Linked DNA regions of Homo sapiens: region 2 is linked to region 1. Evidence: chromatin contacts called from ENCODE Hi-C or POLR2A ChIA-PET data. All regions are on one chromosome and are shown on one strand. The core of a region is the stretch at or near the end of the contact, and the rest is flanking DNA. Distances in the headings are between cores, read along the strand shown. Region 1 has its middle 22 kb from the start of CREB3L2. Region 2 overlaps CREB3L2 (cAMP responsive element binding protein 3 like 2).

What was found. Hi-C counts contacts between places; a loop is a spot of excess contacts on that map. ChIA-PET counts read pairs that join two places held with the same protein, here RNA polymerase II (POLR2A). Pooled maps may share reads with other maps.
Region 2: a loop to region 1 is called in a map with no recorded cell type, with 5 times the contacts of the local background. The contact joins two enhancer-like sites. A Hi-C loop is called at or near these places in 6 of 37 single-sample maps with no recorded cell type and 5 of 50 pooled maps. POLR2A ChIA-PET finds 5 or more read pairs at or near these places in 1 of 52 experiments (GM12878).

What each region holds. Positions count from the first base shown.
Region 1 is chr7:138,022,517-138,026,061 of GRCh38, forward strand. It overlaps the pseudogene LOC100128052. Among named protein-coding and RNA genes, the nearest start is that of CREB3L2, 22 kb to the left of the region's middle. Within about 2 kb of position 1,660, at least 3 of the 41 ENCODE cell types and tissues checked have a DNase peak (open chromatin) inside an H3K27ac peak, as active enhancers do; they include GM12878, where a contact is called at or near this core.
Region 2 is chr7:137,984,996-137,988,540 of GRCh38, forward strand. The region is part of intron 1 of CREB3L2 (cAMP responsive element binding protein 3 like 2); the gene reads right to left. Among named protein-coding and RNA genes, the nearest start is that of CREB3L2, 15 kb to the right of the region's middle. RefSeq lists enhancers at 1,246-1,395, 1,726-1,795, 2,928-3,037. Within about 2 kb of position 1,621, at least 14 of the 41 ENCODE cell types and tissues checked have a DNase peak (open chromatin) inside an H3K27ac peak, as active enhancers do; they include GM12878, where a contact is called at or near this core.

The DNA of each region.
Region 1 (3,545 bases), core at 410-2,909:
ATTTGGAAGTTACATCAGTGTTGTGTCCTCTTCCACTTTGTTTCTGATCCATGAAATGACTTAAAGTGGAAGGAAGAACAATGAGCTACTTTAAGTGAAATGGAAGAATTTATCACCCATCATTGGAATAGGATCACAGAGCCTGTTTACCCAGAAGTAGTCCATATGTTTGAAGTTGACATGTTTCAAACATTACCACCTTCTATCGTCCAGGAGCTGAATCTGGCCCAGAGAAAAACAAACCAATGTTAGAAGCAACTTGGCCCCATTTACAGCTCGTTTATGAATTTTTCTTCAGATTTTTAGAGGCCGGGCACGGTGGCTCACACCTGTAATCCCAGCACTTTGGGAGGCCAACGCGGGTGGATCACAAGGTCAGGAGATTGAGACCATCCTGGCTAACACGGTGAAACCCCGTCTCTACTAAAAATACAAAAAATTAGCCGGGCGTGGTGGCGGGCACCTGTAGTCCCAGCTACTCAGGAGGCTGAGGCAGGAGAACGGCGTGAACCCGGGTGGCGGAGCTTGCAGTGAGCCGAGATCACACCACTGCACTCCAGCCTGGGTGACAGAGCGAGACTCCATCTCAAAAAAAAAAAAAAAAAGATTTTTAGAGTTTCCAGATTTCCAACCTAATACAGCAAAGAAATATATTGATCAGAAGTTTGTATTGCAGCTTTTAGAGTGCTTTGACAGTGAAGATCCTCAGGGAAGTTTTTTGTTGTTGTTTAGTTTTTTGTTTGTTTGTTTTGAGACCGAGTTTTGCTCTCTCACCCAGGCTGGAGTGCAGTGGCACAATTATAGTTCACTGACTGCAACCTCCGCTTCCCAGGTTCAAGCAATTCTCCCACCTCAGCCTCCTGAGTAACTGGGACTACAGGCACGTGCCACCACACCTGGCTAATTTTAGTATTTTTTTTACAGAGACAGGGTTTCACCATGTTGCTCAGGCTGGTCTTGAACACTTGGCCTCAAGTGATCTACCCACCTCACTCTCCCAAAGTGCTGAGATTACAGGTGTAAGCCACGTGCCTGGCCTGGGAGAGAGCTTTTTCTAAAATCAGCCTTTGCAGAATCTATGGGAAATTCTTGGGCTTGAGAGCTTATATCAGAAAACAGATACATAATATATTTTATAGGTTTATTTATGAAACAGAGCATCATGATGACATAGCAGAGTTACTAGATATATTGGGAAATATGATTAATGGATTTGTTTTACCACTAAAAGAAGAGCACAGATTTTCTTAGTCAAGGTGCTATACCTTTGCACAAAGTGAAATCTCTGAGAGTCTACCATCCCCAGCTGGCATATTGTGTAGTACAGTTTTTAGAAAAGGATAGCACCCTCACTGCATCAATGGTGATGGCACTTCTCAAATATGGGCCAAAGACTTACAGTCCAAAAGAAGTAATTTTCTTAAACAAATTAGAAGAAATTTTAGATATAATTGAACCATTGGAATTTGGAAGATCATGGAACCTCTCTTCTGGCAGCTAGCCAAATGTGTCTCCAGCTCACACTTCCAGGTGGCAGAGCAAGCGCTCTATTACCGGAATAATGAATACATTATGAGCTTAATCAGTAACAGCGCAGCAAAGATTCTGCTGATCATGTTTCCATGCTTGTACTGCAATTCAAAGACCCATTGGAACAAGACAATACATGGCTTGATATCCAACACACTGAAGCTCTTCATGCAGATGAACCAAAAGCTATTTAATGACTGTACCTAACTGTTCAAAGCAGAGAAACTGAAAGAGAAGCTAAAAATGAAAGAACAGGAAGAAGCATTGGTTAAAATAGAAAATCTAACCAAAGCCAATCACCAGGTACTAAAAAAGAGAGTAACATGAAAATGTCCAGGGTGTTACTTGAATGTTTTCATAAGATAGGAATATATCTTCATCCTGAGAAGGAGGGATATCATTGGCTAAATAAATGACATATAGTGACCTGGGATTCTATTTTGTAATAGTAAGTGTTTAAACCTTTGATATTTGACAAACTTTCCAAAGTCAACTTCTAAATTAAGCTTTTTCTTTGATCTGGCTAACTCTTTTAGATATTAGGTACCCTAAAGTCCAAAAGAGACATATTTGGCTTATTTGGCATACTAAAACCATACAAAAAATATTGCCAAATATAAAATGGTGTTTAAACTTTCTTTGGGTCATATTCATATAAATATATTATTAGCATGTGTTCCAAAATTGTATAGGATTCCCATAATTCTGATATGTCCTATAATTCTGATATGTCTATATATTATCAGTAACAATTATAATTGTTATGTTAAATTGTTTTGTGCCATAAGGTGATCAGACTTTAACCACAGCTGTTCTGAGACTTTAGCCCCTCACTCGGCCTGGGCAGCCCCTCCCCTGACCCTGCCACGAGCAACCCCCTTGCTCCAGTACTCTTCAGGCCCCGGTGGCCTGGTGTTCATTTTGCAGGCCTGAGTGGCGGTGAGCAGAGTTATTTGTTAGGCTAGGGGAGAGAGGTGGCAATCCCCAAAGGAAAGGGAGCCTCAAACCCCTCTGTATGCAGTTGCCAATTGTTATTTCACTCTGATTCTTTTCATAGGCAGTTTTATAATCAGCTATAGGACTCTGAGAGTTGCCCTGGAATTTAAGTTTCTGATAACTTTGAAAATTGTGACATTAGAATAGAGGGAAAAACTTCCAAGACTGCCATAGAGAGTTAATGTGTTCATAAATGTCAAGCAGGACAGGAGTTAATTACATAGACTGAACTAATGGAAGACCAAAATAGTCTTTTTACAACTTTTTGTTTGAAACATTGCTAATTCTTTTGTTTCACAGAGTTCAGAAAACCTTTTGTCTTTTGTACTGTTTGCAGCTTTTAGCAACTGGGTAAATTACATTCTTGAGAGTAAAATTTAGAGCGTATTTCTTTCTGTCTACCTGGTTTCCTCAGAATTTGAAAACTATTTGTAAGTGTACTTAATTTATGGCAGTATAGTTGTTTGCACAAGTTCAATAAGAATCTTTTTTCTTTTGTAACAAGACACCATTGGAGACCCTGGTGATTTTACCAAGGCTTTGACTAGAGTGGCATACTTTCAGGTATAAACAGACTGCTTTAAGTAATCACAGTTGACTTATAGAGCCAATAAAAGCCCCTTGGGAAAACTGGCCTCATACCTTGTCTACACAGTCCTTGTATAGAGTTCCTCACCTGTGGTAAGTAAAGAATGTCACCTGACAGGTCCAGGAGCCCCAAATTACCTTGGGGCCTTAAGGAGAGGAATTCCCCCAACTCATATAAGTATTTGCAGGTACAGATAAATCCATGACTGGGCTCAAGTCTTTAAAAATCTAATCTGAGATTCCTTATGGAATAAAGGAATCAAACACTACCAGCAAAGTCAATTTTAGAAAGAGTCTATGTGGCAAGTAATAATTCTTGCTATACTTTATGCAAATATTCAGGCCACAGATGATAAGACTGAAATTTATTATGCAAATAAATTGGTTCTACAATGACTTGTCTTTAGTAAAAATAACTAGAGAGAAAAAAA
Region 2 (3,545 bases), core at 371-2,870, 38 kb before region 1:
GCGGGGAGCTGGGGGTTTTGTTTGTTTTCTTTTGCTTTTACTTAAAATAAAAATGTGTAACTTAACTTCCAAGAGACATTGAGATTTGGGCACAGTTTTCAGTCAGCTCCCTCTTCAAAGACCTACTGCAATTGCCAAAGCAATAATAAGACATTATGGAAAGGGGGAAGGGGGCCCATTCACACGCCAGAATCTCCATATAACCTCTGTTTGATAAAATGCTAGTTGGTCCAGATAAATGGAAGGCACAGGAGAGCAACTTAGAACCTGATTCCCAAGAAAGCAGGACTCAGAGAGGTTCTCTCGCTCAACAATATGTACATCAACTGCTTGGGAACAGCCAAGGCTAGACGCAGTTCAGGCCAGGGGTCGGAGGAAGAACGTGGCTTAAATGCCTTTGCTGCAGTGTATGGACAGCATTCCAAAGGTGCTCTGCCAGGAAGCCCCAGGCCTCGTGGATGGAGAGCGCTTCAGCTTGTCCCTGACACTGCAGGCAGTAGCCCTACCAGGACTGCTCAGTGCCATCCTGCTGTCCCCTACTCACCTTCCTGCTGTTAACAGACCCCTAAACAGGTCACAATCAGCCCCAGAAAGACTATTTTCATTAGGAAAAAATAATGTAAGTGACCTCAGTGTCCAGTGATAGATGGTGTTTCAGGAAATGACAGGGACATGGAACAAGCCGTCCCCTTCTTGTCTTCCCTCTTGTAACTTAAAGAGTGCTAACACCTGCTGCCAACCCACCCCCTCAAAACTGACAAAAACATTTCAGTTCCTCAGAAGCAGGTGCCTGAAAATTTGAAGTGTTAATTCAGTCATGCAAATCAATACCAGGCGTTGAACCTAAGAGGATTCAGGTAAGAACTGAAGAAATATTTCAGGTCTTTTTCCCTAAATGCCTTTCACAATTAGGCCACAATTCAGAGGTCTTATTCTATTTACTCATTTTATCCATGAGTTCAGAATGCAGCAAAAATTTTCTTCCTAGGCCTCTCAGAAACTATTGGAGAAAAAAAAATAGAAGAAAGGAACCGAATATCCCCCATCTAGCGGCCACAAACCAGACATAGTGACACTTTACTTATGTCATTTATCTTCCTCCACCATGGCCTTGTGAAACAGTCTCAGAAAGGTGCTCACAGTAGGGAGAGCCAGAACCAGATTGTAAGCCTAGACTCATTCATTTGTTCATCCATTCATTCACCAAACATTTTACTGGACACCTACCATGCGCACAGCACTGTTCTGTTAGCTGGAGATAAACAGCAGTGAATAAAAGAAAGTCTCTGCTTTCACGGTGTTTCCATTTTGTTAGACGAGAAAACAGACAAGCACACTTATCAGGGCTTCCCAACAGGTATGCCGGGGAGTGCCCCAGCTCCATGGGACTGGGAAGGAGGGCAAGTTGGCAGCAGAGGCTGGAGCGACTGCACCCCTGAGATGGATTCCACCCACTATGATTAGGCTCATCCATTACTTTGACACAAAGCACCATGCAGATATCATCATTTTCCATGACTGCCATGACAGCAGGGCTCGGGGATACTAAAGAAATCATTTGCCAGTGGTGATAAGGGCTATGAAGTTGTGCTGACCGCAAAATCCCTGCTCCTCCTACCAACTGCCTTTTCCAGTGGTTGAGCAATCTGCAGACAAGAGGACAGTCAGAATCCCACACCGAAACTGGGAGGGTGGGAATAAGAAGCTGAAACTTCCTCATGCTCCATCTACCCAGCCATCCCACCCTCATTTCAGTGTCCTCCTAGAAGTCTGTATTTCAGTCAAAAGGAAACACTGGATTTCGACGTGCCTCATGTTCCTCAGCTTGTAAACACAGCTGAGAAACCAAATGGTTTTTTGGCAGCTACGTTTCTGCCCCTCTCTTAGCACACAAGAAAACGTGTCTGTGAAGACTGCCTTAGAACATGATGCCTCGAGCCCAAGGGCGACCCCACTGCACCATGCAGGTAACATCACAGCTGTGCTGCAGCTGTTCGCCTGGAGCTGGTTTGGGCCTTGGCCTCCTCAGCCCACTGCCCCAGCTCTCCCAGCGGCTCCAACATGGGTCTTGGGCTGCAGGAGAGCCTGGAGAGAAAGCTTGCAAACCCAGAGTGGAACCAGAAAAACAATTCCTGGCAGTGCCTCAGAAATGAATACCATTCAGGGGTAGGAAGTAAAAAGTCAAAACTACAAAGATCGGAGTCAGGTTCTTTGGTTACAAAAAATATATACTGTTTCCTCACTAGATCCCATCTCTTTCCAAAGGATAACATCTACTGCCTAAGTCATCTGTAACTGGAAAGAGGGAGGGAAATGCCGCACCACAGTTTGACTTTTTAATGGTACTGAAATCTATAGGTCTGTGCCTAGTCGTTTGAATAAGTTTTCAGTAGCAAAAAAAAACAAAAAACAAAAAACAGGATACAGTCTTCGGTGTTCAAGGCTTTTGTGGCCAATCTGGCTTCTTGCTGGACTACAAAGGGAGGCTTATCTGTGACTAATCTCTAAAAATTAAGTTTAAATCAAAAGCTGCCACAGGTGACCCCAGCTTATGACTCCATATGCCAAAAGTCTGTAATAGCAGGATGCTGATGGTGGGACAGGTTTTGTGTGTTGGGGAGACAAGAGATACACGGGAGCTTTTTGTATTTCTGCTCAATTTTGCTGTGAACATAAAACTGCTCTAAAATGCTTTCTGTTTTTGGAGAGACAGGATCTGGCTCTGTTGCCCAGAGTGGCGCACAGTGGCACAATCATGGCTCACTGCAGCCTCAACCTCCTGGGCTCAGGCGATCCTCCCACCCCGGCCTCCTGCAAGTAGCTGGGACTATAGACATAAGCCACCACACCTTTCTCTACCTTTTTTAAAAGTTTGTAACACGGGTGGTTCAAACTCACAAGACATTTTCTTACTGACATAATGTGATAAAAAGTCATCTGTTTCCCAGTCAGGCCTCAGAAACCCATTTAATTCACCACACAGCTAAACTGTGGAGTGAATCCTAAACTCTGTGTCTCCTTCAAAGAGCCTGCTCTGCTCTGGGCTGTGAAGGGTGGCCCTTTCCTCCCTGTGCAGTCTGAGGCAGAATTCTCCTTCCTCTGCACCCACCTCTGTCCTCAGTACTCACATGCCCGACCTCAGGCCCAGCTGAAGGGCTTCCTCCTCCCACACCTGTTCCTCATGTCCCTGACAGGCCTGAGGGCCATGACAGGAACAGAGATTCAGTGAAACAGAGAGCAAGGGCAGAACCCAGAATCCAGCCACGGCACGTGGGAGGCACAAGAGGGGAGCAGGGATGTGTCTGGCCAGAGTGCCTTTGCGGGTCCTGAAACCTGGGCATTGCCAGCAGCTGCTCATTTTCTTTGAAGCTACAATTATTTACTTAATGTTCCTTCTGCAGGCTCATATTCTTATTACAAAGCCATTTGTCCTCACCTGTCCTTATTATTATGTCATACAAAAATGGAACCAATTAGGGCTTGTTTCTATGTTTCTACCACTTGAATATTGTTGATGCCTCTGTGATCAAACTCATTTTCGGCAT